Regions from separate parts of the Homo sapiens genome. Here region 1 is linked to region 2. A link is a loop called in an ENCODE intact Hi-C map of the cell type or tissue named here. Cell type or tissue: dorsolateral prefrontal cortex. All regions are shown on one strand. Links, peaks and the distances in the headings refer to the core of each region. The heading gives the core; the rest is flanking DNA.

What was found. A loop is a pair of places that touch in the nucleus more often than their neighbours do. Peaks named below come from ENCODE experiments on the same cell type or tissue, not always from the same donor. Only the 100,000 strongest peaks of a DNase experiment are listed, where the experiment ranks them.
Region 1: it touches region 2 in a loop (4-fold over the local background); 9 of 110 quality-filtered maps call a loop at or near these places.

Annotation. Positions count from the first base shown.
Region 1 is chr19:17,509,028-17,515,868 of GRCh38, reverse strand. It overlaps PGLS (6-phosphogluconolactonase), which reads right to left and starts at 4,220. Exons shown (of 5, transcript NM_012088.3): 1 at 3,909-4,220. The coding sequence starts at 4,196. It overlaps PGLS-DT (PGLS divergent transcript), which reads left to right and starts at 3,980. Exons shown (of 3, transcript NR_147835.1): 1 at 3,980-4,526. RefSeq lists enhancers at 2,747-3,402, 3,233-3,492, 3,455-3,749, 4,243-4,492, 4,060-4,716 and 1 more and silencers at 3,455-3,749, 3,993-4,042, 4,053-4,182. In dorsolateral prefrontal cortex, for the core only: CTCF peaks have their summits at 3,513 and 4,328; DNase peaks (open chromatin) are centred at 3,728 and 4,318; H3K4me3 peaks cover 2,085 bases; H3K27ac peaks cover 2,285 bases.
Region 2 is chr19:17,852,083-17,858,923 of GRCh38, reverse strand. No RefSeq gene overlaps it. Among named protein-coding and RNA genes, the nearest start is that of RPL18A, 4.4 kb to the left of the region's middle. In dorsolateral prefrontal cortex, for the core only: CTCF peaks have their summits at 2,949 and 3,157 (motif pointing right); a DNase peak (open chromatin) is centred at 3,163.

The sequences.
Region 1 (6,841 bases), core at 2,317-4,816, 340 kb after region 2:
GGTGAATCGGGATCATGGTGGTTCCTGCGGGGGCCAGCATTCCAACAGGAGTCTTTCAATTCCGTTGTATTTGGGGGGTTTCCTGGCCATAGCCTGCACCTGTCTAGCCAGCCCATTGTCCTGTTTCAAAGCCTCCAGGGTCCCACGGCCCTTGGGATAAAACTCAGCCCCTCACCACCCTCCATGGAGAAGGGTAACCTTCTCCATCCCCACCCTCCCTCCTAAGGCTGCCTGGGAAACTCATATACATCCCTCAGGCCACCTCCTCCGAGCAGCCACCCCCGCCTGCACCTGCCCCACTACAGGGAGTGGGGGCCAGGCTTGCCCAGGCCCAGCACCTGTGGCTAGCGCACAGTAGATGCCCTGGCCTGTGAATGGTGGAGTCGTTGGCAGCAGATTTAACTCAAAAGCACTTGGATCAAGGAGAAAGCTGCAGCCCTATCCCACTGAGAGGCGCCCCAGGGGCCCTGGTCTGCTCTGAGATGGCGTCCATGTCTCGGTGCCTCGTGTTTGTGCAGAGTCTAGCTCAGTGAGCTGAGGCAATGCTAAGGTGAGCCACGAAGTAAACGCAGGGGCTGACTGCCCTGAATGCTGACCTGAGGAGTATGAGCTCCACACTGAGGGCATTGGGGAGCCAAGGAGGGTGTGTGAGCTGGGGAGGGACACAATCGTATCCATAGTTGGAAAGACCACTCTGCTTTGTCCAAGGTCCCTGTGTTAATCTATGCAGCCTGCTATCACAAAACACCATAAACTCGAGGCTTATAAACAACAGAAAATGGCCAGGCATGGTGGCTCACGGCTGTAATCCCAGCACTTTGGGAGGCTGAGGTGGGACAATCGGTTGAGCCCAGGAGTTTGAGACCAGCCTGGGCAGCATAGTGAAACTTCGTATTTACCAAAAATAAAAAATTAGCGGCCTGGCACGGTGGCTCATGCCTGTAATCCCAGCACTTTGGGAGGCCAAGGCAGGCGGATCACCTGAGGTCAGGAGTTCGAGACCAGCCTGACCAACATGGAGAAATCCCACCTCTACTAAAAATATAAAATTAGCTGGGCGTGGTGGTGAATGCCTGTAATCCCAGCTACTTGGGAGGCTGAGGCAGGAGAATCACTTGAACCCAGGAGGCGGAGGTTGTGGTGAGCTGAGATCGCGCCATTGCACTCCAGCCTGGGCAACAAGGGTGAAACTCCAACTCAAAAAAAAAAATTAGCTGGGCCTGGTGGTGCACACCTGTAGTCCCAGCTACTGAGGAGGCTGAGGCAGGGGGATTGATAGAGCCCGGGAGCTGAAGGCTGCAGTAAGCCACGATCATGCCTCTGCACTCCAGCCTGGGCAACACAACAAGATCCTATCTCAAAAAAAGAAAGAAAAGGAAAGGAAAAGAAAAGAAAGTATAGGAAGGGAGGAAGGAAGGAAGGGAAGGAAGGGAGGGAAGGAGGGAAGGAAGGAAGGAAATAGGGTCTTTGCAGATGTAATTAGTTAAGAACAAGTCATAGTGGATTAGTGTGGGCCCTAAATCCAATGACTGGCGTCCTTATATAAGATGAGAAGACACACAGAATCCAAGAAGGCCATGTGCAGACAGAGACAGGAATTGGAATGGTGTGACCCCAAGCCAAGGAACGCCCAGAGCCCCCAGAAGATGAGGAGAAAATGAAGGATCCTCCCAAAGAGCTTTCAGATGGGGCGTGACCCCACCAACACCTTGATTTCAGACTTCTGGCCTCCAGAACGGTGAGAGAATAAATTCCTGTGGCTTTAAGCCGCTCAGTTTGTGGTCATTCGTTATGTAGCCCTAGGGAACCGATATGATTCCCCTCACAGAGAACCGGCAGAAGGAGCAAGTCCTGGCTTCAGGTTTGCTCCCATCACACGGCTTTGGCCTTAGCTGAGCCCTCTTGCCACAGCTTGACCATGGCCAGCTCCTGCACATGCTCCAGCTCTCAGCTCAAATGGCACCTTCTCAGGACCTCCCACCCCATAGCCCTTGACGAATGCTCACTCCCTATTCCCTAGCACTCTGCAGCATTTCACAATTATTTATTTTGAGACAGAGTCTCAACTGTCGCCCAGGCTGGAGTGCAGTGGCATGATCTCAGCTCACTGCAACCTCTGCCTCCCACATTCAAGCGATTCTCGTGCTTCAGCCTCCCCTGTAGCCGGGATTACAGGCACACGCCACCACACCCAGCTAATTTTTGTATTTTTAGTAGAGATGGGGTCTTGCCATGTTGGCTAGGCTGGTCTCCAACACCTGACCTCAGGTGATCCACCATCCTTGGCCTCCCAAAGTGCTGAGATTACAGGTATGAGCCACCACGCCCGGCCAAAAACCTGCTTTTTTTTTTTTTTATCTTTAAGACAGTCTCACTCTGTCGCCCAGGGTGGAGTGTAATGGCATGATCTCGGTTCACTGATCATGCCTCACTCCTGCCTCAGCCTCCCGAGTAGCTGGGATTACAGGTGCGCACCACCACACCTGGCTAATTTTTGCATTTTTAGTAGAGACAGGTTTCACCATGTTGGTCAGGTTGGTCTCAAACTCCTGACCTCGTGATCCGCCCGCCTCAGCCTCCCAAAGTGCTGGGATTACAAGCGTGAGCCACCGCACCCAGCCAATTTTTGTATTTTTTTTTAGTAGAGACAGAGTTTTGCCATGTTGGCCAGGCTGGTCTCGAAATCCTGACCTCAGGTGATCTACTCACGTCGGCCTCCCAAAGTGCTGGGATTACACGCGTGAGCCACCGCACCCGGCCAAAACTTTTTAATGATGCTCTTGGAAAACACACACAGGAAGGCGGAAGTTAAATGTGTACCCAACTACGAAGTCAGATGAGGCAGGATCACACCCTGGCTGCCCCTCTGGTCACTAGATGCCTTGGGCAGGTAAGCTCACCTCTTCTGGCCTCAGTTTCTCCATCTGTGAAATGAGTGTAACATCTCATAGGCTGTGGTACGGACTCATGAATTGATGCATATAAAGCGTTCAGTAAGCCTTTTCTCTTAATAAAAAACCCACAAAACCATCATCAGCTCAAGATTCTATGCAAAGAGAAGACGGCACACCCAGCATGGGGTGTCCCTTGACGCTGCCAGACTCAAGTGACTTGAGGTTCCTGGCCTTTGAGCCCGCCCCTCCCACTCTTCCCTCGGCCAGGCCAAGGCTCCTCCAAGCCTCAGTTACCCTGTCTTTAAAAGAGCGCGCTCCTCTGATTCTATAGAATCCTGAGGCTCAAAGCCAAAGATGAACAGCCTGGAAGCAGAGCCATCAGAGCGGCAAAGCTGCCCAGGGATCCCCGAGAACTCGCTGGGGTTAGAGATCAGGACCCTGAGATTCAGGCTCTACACCTGATTCCTCGTGCCCCCGTCCGCTACGGGGCTGAGTTATGGGCATCGTTTGACATGGGCCACTCGGATTCCCTTCCAGGCCCTTGCCCGTGCCGTTCCCTCTGCCTGGCCACCGGATGAAGCAGGAAGACGGACTGCAAGTAGACCATTTCTAGCCCTGCCTAGATAAAGGCAGAGGGCGCAGTGAGGTCCTGCGGGACCCACTGTAGGCGGGGTTCAGGAGGCGGGCGAGCCCTGTCGGCTAGACCCCCAGCGGCCCCCGTAGTCGAGGTGCAGGCAGTGGGCGTGACCATCTCGGCATGACCCCCAGTGGCCCCCGTAGCCGAGGGCAACCGGTGGGCGCGGCCCTCTTGGCATGACCCCCAGCGACCCACGTAGCCGAGGTGCAGGCAGTGGGCACGGCCCTCTTGGCATGATACCCAGTGGCCCCCGTAGCCGAGGTGCAGACAGTGGGCGCGGCCCTTTCGGCATGGCCCCCGGCGGCCTCCGTAGCCGGGGTGTAGGCGGTGGCTGTGGCCCTCTCGGCGTGATCCCCGGCGGCCCCCGTAGCTCTCACCCGGTAGAGGCCGTACGTGCTCTCGGCGTGATCGAAGGGCACGAGGCGCTCGTCGCAGAAGCCCAGCGTCCAGCGCGCTAAGCTAGCTGGCCCGGCAGGGGCGACGGCGGCGGGTAGCTCGCGGGCTAGCATCGAGACGAGGCTCCCGCCCGACAGGCCGAGCGCGAAACGGGCGCGGGCCCCTGCCAGGCAGCATGCTGCGCGCTGGGCCACCAGCTGCGCTAGCGCCGCACCCAGCTCCTGGGAACTCGAGAACACCGAGATGAGGCCCGGGGCCGGCGCGGCCATGGCGAGGGCGGCGGCGGGGAGGAGGAAGCGCTCCCTACGGCCGTCGCTAGTACGCCTGCGCAAGGGCCGGCCCTGCCGCTTGGTTTCGAGTACTTTGGGTGATTGTCTTTGGCACATGCGCAGTGAGGCAAGTGAAGCACCGCGAAGGTCGGGCAGTCGGTCCGGCCCTACCCATTGAATCTTTGCCTGCTGTGCCTGAGTCGAAGTGAGTTCGGGAAGCCAGTGCCCGAATGCTCAACCTTGCTGTATCAGGGAGGGCCGGAGAGGGGAGCTCAAGAAGAGGACGTCCTATCGAGGTGGCAGGGATTTTCTGAAGGAGGGCGTATTTTGGTGAGTTTTAAAATTCCTGCACCGCCGGGCGCGGTGGCTGACGCCTGTAATCCCAACACTTTGGGAGGCCGAGGCGGGCGGATCACGAGGTCAGGAGATCGAGACCATCCTGGCTAACACGGTGAAACCCCGTCTCTACTGAAAACACAAAAAATTAACCGGGCGTAGTGGCGGGCGCCTGTAGTCCCAGCTACTCGGGAGGCTGAGGCAGGAGAATCGCTTGAACCGGGGTGGCGGAGGTTGCAGTGAGCCGAGATCGTGCCACTGCACCCCAGCTTGGGCGACAGAGCGAGGCTCCATCTCAAAAAAAAGTAGGGGATGAAAATATGCTTGTTGAATTTTTTTTTTTTTTTTTTTTACATTTTCCGGACGGACGGGCTCTTGCTATATGGTCTAGGCTGATCTTGAACCCCTGGGCTCAAGCGATCTTCCTGCCTCGGCCTCCCAAAGTGGTAGCATTCAGGCGAAAGCCACTGCGCCTGGCCATGCTTGTTGAATTTTTTAAGCTAACCCTCCTAGTGTGGTGGTGTGTCCCTCTGAGTGCCCAGAAAGGCCTCCAATCGAGTTCTTGCCTGGACAGAGGGCTGGAAGGGGAAGAAGGCCTGGTGGGCCTGGGGAGGCTGGGCCACTTCTGAGAGTGGGATATTTCAGTGATGTGTGTAAGCGCAGTTCAACTCACACAGGTAGTGGATTTTAAAATCAGTAGCAAATTAAGAAAACAATTCCATTTACCATAGCATCATAAAGTATAAAGTAGGCATAAATTTAATAAAAGAAGTACAAGACTGTACTTCTTGAGAGCTGTAGCTGGGCTTGGTGGCTCACAGCTGTAATCCCAGCACGTTGGGAAGCCAAGGCTGGACCCGGTGGCAGCTGCCTGTGGTCCCAGCTACTTGGGAGGCTGTGGTGGGAGGATCACTTGAGCCCAGGAGACTAAGGCTGCAGTGAGCTGTGTTCCTGCCATTCCACTCCAGCCTGGGCAATAGAGTGAGACCCTGTCTCGAAACAAGCAAAAGAACTAAAACTTTGGTGAAAAAAAAAATTAAAGATGATCTAAATAAATGGTAAGACATTCCACGTTCATGGATTGGAAAGTATAATATTGTTAAGATGGCAGTACTCCACAAATTGGTCTACGGATGCAATGTAATCCCTTTCAAATTTACAATGTTTTTGTTGAAATTGACAAATTGATCCTAAAATTAATAATAAATTGCAAATGGCCCCAAAATAGCCAAAACAATATTGAATAAAATACGAGGACTCATACTTTCTCATTTCAAACAATAAAAAGGTACAATAACCAAAACTGTGGTATTGGCATAAGGATAGACATATAAATAAATGATTGGAACTGATGCAGAAATAAACCTATGCATATATGGTCAACTCATCTTTGGCAACGGTGCCAGGACTATTCAAAAAGAAAGGAGGGCTGGGCGTGGTGGCTCACGCCTGTAATTCCAGCACTTTGAGAGGCCAAGGCAGGTGGATCACCTGAGGTCGGGAGTTTAAGATCAGCCTGACCAACATGGAGAAACCCTGTCTCTACTAAAAATACAAAGCCTTAGCTGGGCGTGGTGGCACATGCCTGTAATCTCAGCTACTCGGGAGTCGGAGGCAGGAGAATGGCTTGAACCCCGGAGGTGGAGGTTGTGGTGAGCTGAGATCACGCCATTGCACTCCAGCCTGGGCAACGAGCAAAACTCTGTCTCAAAAAAAAAAAAAAAAAAAAAGGAATAGGCCAGGCGTGGTGCTTCACGCCTGTAATCCCAACACTTTGGCAGGCCAAGGTAGGCAGATCACCTGAGGTGAGGAGTTCGAGACCGGCCTCTCAAATGAAGTAGAAACCCCATCTCTACTAAAAATACAAAAATTAGCCAGGCGTAGTAGCTCATGCCTGTAATCCCAGCTATTCGGGAGTCTGAGGCAGGAGAATGGCTTGAACCCGGGAGGCAGAGGTTGCAGTGAGCCAAGATCGCGCCACCGCACTCCAGCCTGGGCGACAGAGCAAGACTCCCTCTTAAATAAATAAATAGGCCGGGCGCGGTGCCTCACGCCTGTAATCCCAGCACTTTGAGAGGCCGAGGCGGGTGGATCACGAGGTCAGGAGATCACGACCATCCTGGCTAACACGATGAAACCCTGTCTCTAGTAAAAATACAAATTAGCCAGGTGTGGTTGCAGGCGCCTGTGGTCCCAGCTACTTGGGACGCTGAGGCAGGAGAATGGTGTGAACCTGGGAGAAGGAGCTTGCAGTGAGCCGTGATCTCGCCACTGCACTCCAGCCTGGGCAACAGAGCTAGACTCTGTCT
Region 2 (6,841 bases), core at 2,111-4,610:
GGCGGGTGGATCACTTGAGGTCAGGAGTTCGAGACCAGCCTGGCCAACATGGCGAAACCCCGTCTCTACTAAAAATACAAAAATTAGCCGGGCGTGGTGGCGGGCGCCTGTAATCCCAGCTACTCGGGAGGCTAAGGCAGAAGAATCGCTTGAACCTGGGAGATGGAGGTTGTAGTAAGCCGAGATCTGGCCATTGCACTCCAGCCTGGGAGACAGGGCGAGACTCCGACTCAGAAAAAAAAGAAAGAAAGAAAGAAAGAAAATAAAGGACAGCAAGCATGCAATTTTTTATTTTCATTTTCTTATTTTGCATTTCTGGTTCTCTTAATCTGGTTTTGTGGATTCAAGTCACTACTGGGTGTGATTTTCTTTTCTTTTCTTTTTCTTTTATTTTTTGAGACTGAGTCTTACTCTTTTCCCCAGGCCAGAGTGCAGTGGCGCTATCTCGGCTCACTGCAACCTCTGCCTCCTGGGTTCAAGCAATTCTCCCGCCTCAGCCTCCAGAGTAGCTGGGATTACAGGCGCCCGCCACGATGCCCAGGTAATTTTTGTATTTTTAGTAGACACAGGGTTTTACCATGTTGGTTAGGCTGGTCTCGAACTCCTGACCTCAGGTAATCCGCCTGCCTCCACCTCCCAAAGTGTTGGGATTACAGGCGTAAGCCACCGCGCCCGGCCCAATGATTTTCTTATTCCAGTACAACTTGGCTCCCTTCACCTCCTTTGTGCCGTTAATGTCAAATATGTTACCTTTCTCTATATTGTAGACCCAACAATACAATTAATATATAGTTTGTTGTTGTTGTTGTTGTTGTTTTGAGATGGAGTTTAGCTCTGTCGCCCAGGCTGGAGTGCAGCAGCGTGATCTCAGCTCACTGCAACCTCTGCCTCCCAGGTTCAAGCGATTCTCCTGCCTCAGCCTCCCGAGTAACTGGGACTACAGGCGTGCACCACCACGCCTGGCTAATTTTTTGTATTTTTAGTAGAGATAGGGTTTTACTGGGTTGGCCAGGCTGGTCTCAGATTCCTGACCTCAGGTGACCCACCCGCCTCGGCCTCCCAAAGTGCTGGGATTACAGGCATGAGCCACCGCACCCAGCCTGTTTTTTTGTTTGTTTTTTGTTTTTTTGAGACAGAGTCTCGCTCTGTCACCCAGGCTAGATTGCAGTGGCATGATCTCGGCTCACTGCAACCTCCACCTCCCAGGTTCGAGCAATTCTCCTGCTTCAGCCTCCTGAGTAGCTGAGATTACAGGCGTGCACCACCACACCCGGCTAATGTTTTGTATTTTTAGTAGAGAGGGGGTTTCACCATGTTGGCCAGACTGGTCTCGAACTCCCAACCTCAGGTGATATGCCCACCTCAGCCTCCCAAAGTGCTGGGATTGCAGGCATGAGCCACCGGGCCCGGCCAATATATAGTTTTGTACAATTGCTTTTTAAATATGTTAAGAGGCAAAGAGAGAAGAAATTTGCATTTATGCTACATTTTATTTTTATTTATTTATTTTGAGACAGGGTCTCACTCCATTACCCAGGCTGGAGGGCAGTGGTGCAATCTTGGCTCATTGCAACCTCTGCCTCCCAGGTTCAAATGATTCTCCTGCCTCAGCCTCCCAAGTAGCTGAAATTGCAGATGTGCGGCACCATGCCTGGCTAATTTTTTTTTTAATTTTTAGTAGAGACAAGAGTTTCGCCATGTTGGCTATGGCTGGTCTTGAACTCCTGACCTCAAGTGGTCTGCCCGTCATGGCCTCCGAACATGCTGGGATAACAGGCATGAGCCACTGTCACTGGCAGATCTTATTTTTATTTATTTATTATTATTATTTTTTGAGACGGAGTCTCACTCTGTCACCCAGGCTGGAGTGCAGTGGCGTGATCTCAGTTCACTGCAATCTCCGCCTCCCGGGTTCATGCCATTCTCCTGCCTCAGCCCCCTCGAGTAGCTGGGACTACAGGTGCCCGCCACCATGCCCGGCTAATTTTTTGTATTTTTAGTAGAGATGGGGTTTCACCATGTTAGCCACGATGGTCTCAATCTCCTGACCTCGTGATCTGCCTGCCTCGGCCTCCCAAAGTGCTGGGATCATGGGCGTGAGCCATTGTGCCCAGCCTTATTTTTTTGATACAGGATCTCACTCTGTTGCCCAGGCTGGAGTGCAGTGGCGAGATCTCTGTTCACTGCAGCCTCGAACTCCCAGGTTCAAGAGATTCTCCCACCTCAGACCTCCCGAGTAGTTAGGACGGATGCCATGAAACCCAGCTAAGTTTTATATTTTTTTCCTTAAACTCCTGACCTCGTGATCCACCCGCCTCGGCCTCCCAAAGTGCTGGGATTACAGGTGTGAGCCACCGTGCCCGGCCAAGTTTTGTATTTTTTGTAGAGACAAGGTCTCTCTGTGTTGCCCAGGCTGGTCTTGAACTCCTAGGCTCAATTGATCTGCCCACCTCAGCCTCCTGAAGTGTTGGGATTACAGGCGTGAGCCAAAGCACCCGGCCTTATGCAATCTTTTAAAATTACATACATTACCTTTATATGTGTTCTTCAGATTTTCACGTGGATTGGAATACATGTCTGGGGTCCCTTGTTTTCAGCCTAAAGAATTTATTTTGGGTGGGTACGGTGGCTCTCGCCTGTAATCCCAGCACCTTGCGAGGCCCAGGTGGGTGGATCACCTGAGGTCAGGAGCTCGAGACCAGCCTGGCCAACATGGTGAAACCCCGCTTCTATTAAAAAATACAAAAATTAGCTGGGTATTGTGGCGGGTGCCTGTAGTCCCAGCTACTTGAGAGGCTGAGGCATGAGAATCGCTTGAGCCTGGGAGTCGGAGGTTGCAGTGAGCCGAGATTGTGCCACTGTACTCCAGCCTGGGCAACAGAGTGAGACTCTGTCTCGAAAAAATATACATTTTTTTAGTATTTCTTGTGAGGTGGGCAAATTAACTTTTGCACTAAAATCTTTAGCCCAACTGTAGCACAGGTGGTTAGTTACCCAGTCCCTTCCTGGTGGACACTTAGACTGTGAAAATTCGGAAAACTGATGGGCGTGATGCGGGGCAGGGAGGCCAGGGGAGCAGGTCAGCCCTCCTCTGGCTGGGCTTTTCGGGGCAGGACGTCAGGTGAGAGGCGGCTCTATCCCAACAGCGCTGCCGCGAGTGTCCACCAGGTGGCAGCAGAACCATGTCCCATCTGCGGTGGCCCAGCTGAGGCCAAGCGCTAGACCGTTGAATGATACACAACCAGGTTCAAATCTTACCGATGGTTCGCTGGCCGCGTTGCCGCTCTGGGCCTCAGTTTCCCCTTCCACAAAATGAGGCCAATAATAGTCGCCAGCTTTTAGGGTTGTTGTGAGATTTAAATGGCGTATGATTGTTTGGACTGGGAAGGTTGAGGCCCTGCCCTTCCCTCTGTGCTGGAACTCACCGCTCTGGCCTCAGTTTCCCCAAAGTGCTGAGCGGCTACAAGCAGGTGGAAAGAGATGCTGGAAAGGGCAGAGCGCAGCCTGGAGCACAAATTGGATCCTGGGACAGCAGGAACGGGGCAGGAAAAGGAATTTAGGGAGGACAGGGGAGGAGGAAGAAGACGAGAGGGAGATCCCTGAGACCCAGCCCTGGCCTTGGGGCCTCGTGCTTCTGCCTTCAAGGCCTGGGTTGGAGTGGAGGGAGGGGCATGCCAGGGTGGGGAAGGGCACGGGTCGTGATGTGCTGTTTGTTTCAAAGCTTTATTATTTTTCTTTAGTTTCTTTTTTTTTTTGAGATGGAGTCTCACTCTGTTCCCCAGGCTGGAATGCAATGGCGTGATCTCATCTCACCGTAGCCTCTGCCTCCCAGGTTCAAGCGATTCTCCTGCCTCACCCTCCAGAGTAGCTGGGATTACAGGCACCCATCATCATGCCTGGCTAATTTTTGTAGAGACAGGGTTTCTTGTTTCCTTTTTTTTTTTTTTTTTGAGACGGAGTCTCACTCCATTGCCAAGGCTGGAATGCAGTGGCACAATCTCAGCTCACTGCAGCCTCTGCCTCCTGGGTTCAAGCCATCCTCTCCTGCCTCAGCCTCCTGAGTAGCTGGGATTACAGGCATCTGCCTCCACGCCCGGCTAATTTTTGTAATTTTAGTAGAGACGGGGTTTCACCATGTTGGACAGGCTGGTCTTGAACTCCTGACCTCAGATAATCCACCCACCTCAGCCTCCCAAAATGCTGGGATTACAGGCGTGAGCCACCGCGCCCGGCCCAGAGCTTTATTATTTTTCTTTTTGGTTGGGCACAGTGGCTCATATCTGTAACCCCAGCACTTTGGGAGGCTGAAGCGGGCAGGTCACTTGAGGTCAGGAGTCGAGACCAGCCTGGCCAACATGGTGAAACCCCGTCTCTACCAAAAATACAAAAATTAGCTGGGTGCAGTGACACACACCTGTAATCCCAGCTACTCGGGAGGCTGAGGCACGAGAATCACTTGAACCCTAGAGGCAGAGGTTGCAGTGAACCAAGATCATGCCGCTGCACTCCAGCCTGGGCAACAGAGTGAAACTGTCTTAATTTAAAAGAAAAAAAAAAGCTTTATTATTTTTCTTTCTTTTACATGTTGTCGGTGCCTGAGTGATGCCGTGGCCCCGGCTTCCTAGTGACACACCTGGCCTGGCAGGATTCCTCTGCCCCCACCTCGGGCCATGCAGGAATCTGACCTGAGCAGGCTGGTCCTGGGCTACTCTGTGTCTCTGTTATCACCATCCAGTGGGGCCCAGGCGAGGAGTTCCTGGTTAGCAGGGCTGTCCAAGGGCACCCCTGTCCCCCCTGTCTTTTTCCCAGGGACTTTGAAGGCACCAGTTTGTTCATCCAGGATCCTGGGCCAAGCCACAGCTTGGATCACGGAGCGTTCACAATGCTGATGTGCCTCATCCTTCCCACTCTTTCCCTCATCTCAGTTACTGGCACCAGTGCCTTCCCAAGGCTGGGCCCAAGACACCCAAATCTTGGTTTCTGACCGTTGGTCCTCAAAACACTGCAAAGCCACCCACTTGTATGCACTCCGGACTCCAGGTCCCTGGCCTTCTTTTTTTTTTTTTTTTTTTTTTGAGATGTAGCCTCTTTCCTGTCACGCAACCTTGAGTGCAATGCAGTGGCGCGATCTCAGCTCACTGCAACCTCCACCTCCCGAGTTCAAGCGATTCTCCTTCCTCAGCCTCCAGAGTAGCTGAGATTACAGGCGTGCGCCACCACACCCAGCTAATTTTTGTATTTTTAGCAGAGACGGGGTTTTACCATGTTGGCCAGGCTGGTCTTGAACTCCTGACCTGAGGTGATCCACCCACCTTGGCCTCCCGAAGTGCTAAGATTACAGGCATGAGCCACTGCACCCGGCCTTTTTTTTTTTTTTTTTTTTTTTTGAGACAGAGTTTTGCTCTTGTTGCCTAGGCTGGAGTGCAATGGTGTGATCTCGGCTTACCGCAGCCTCCACCTCCTGGGTTCAAGCGATTCTCCCACCTCAGCCTCCCAAGTAGCTGGAATTACAGGCATGCACCACCACATCCAGCTAATTTTGTTTTGTCAGTGGAGATGGGGTTTCTCCACGTTGATCAGGCTGGCCTCAAACTCCTGACCTGGGACTACAGGTGTGCACCACCATGCCCAGCTAATTTTTGTGTTTTTTTTGGTAGAGGTGGTGTTTCGCCACATTGCCCAGGCTGGTCTCAAACACAAGTTGTTTGTCAGAGACCAGCCTGCAATTCTCCCAGGGTGCTGGGATTACAGGCGTGAGCTACCATGCCCAGCCTAGGGGCCTCTTTTATAAGGGCATTAATCCCATTCATGAGAGCTCAACCCTCATGATCTAATCACCTCTTAAAAGGTTCCGATTCTGAATACCACCGCCTTCGAGGTTAGGATTTCAATGTATTAATTTTGGGGAGACGCAAACTCTCAGACCATCACAGTATTTTATCTTTTTCAGTGCTGCTGCAAAGGAAATTTTTCAAAATTTTTTTATGTTCCAATTGTTTGCTGCTGGTGTATAAAAATTCAATTGACTTTTGTATTGAATTCAACGGACTTTTTAAACCTGGTAACTTGCTGAATTTATGTATTAATTTCAGTAGTTGTCTTATAGATTCCCTTGGGTTTTTGACATAAACAATCATATCATCAGCAAATAGCAACAGTTTTATTTACCTTTTTTTTATTACTTATTTTATTCTGTTTTGCTTGTTACAGAATCTTGCTATGTTGCCTTTAAATTCTTGGGCTCCCATTTCAGCTTCTCCAGTAGCTGAGGCTACAAGCATGTATCACCATGCCCAGCCACACCTGACTTGTTTATTTTTCTCATATATTTTTTTGTTTTAAGACAGGATCTCGCTCTGTTGCCCAGACTGGAGTGTAATGGTGTGATGATGGCTTACTGCAGCCTTGTCCTCCCTGACTCAAGCAATCCTCAGCCTCCCAAATAGCTGGGACAACAGGTGTGAGCTATCACACCCTGCCAATTTTTAATTTTTTTTTTTTTTTTGAGACAGAGTCTCCCTCTGTCACCTAGGCTGGAGTGCAGTGGCGCGATCTTGGCTCACTGCAACCTTCACCTCCCGGGTTCAAGCGATTCTCCTGCCTCAGCCTCCTGAGTAGCTGGGATTACAGGCGCGCATCACCACGCACGGCTAATTTTTGTATTTTTACCATGCCTGGCTAATTTTTGTATTTTTAGTAGAGATGGGGTTTCACCATGTTGATCAGGCTGGTCTTGAACTCCTGACCTTGTGATTCTCCCACCTCAGCCTCCCAAAGTGCTGGGATTACAGGCGTGAGCCACCATGCCCAGCTTTTCTTTTCTTTCTTTCTTTTTTTTTTT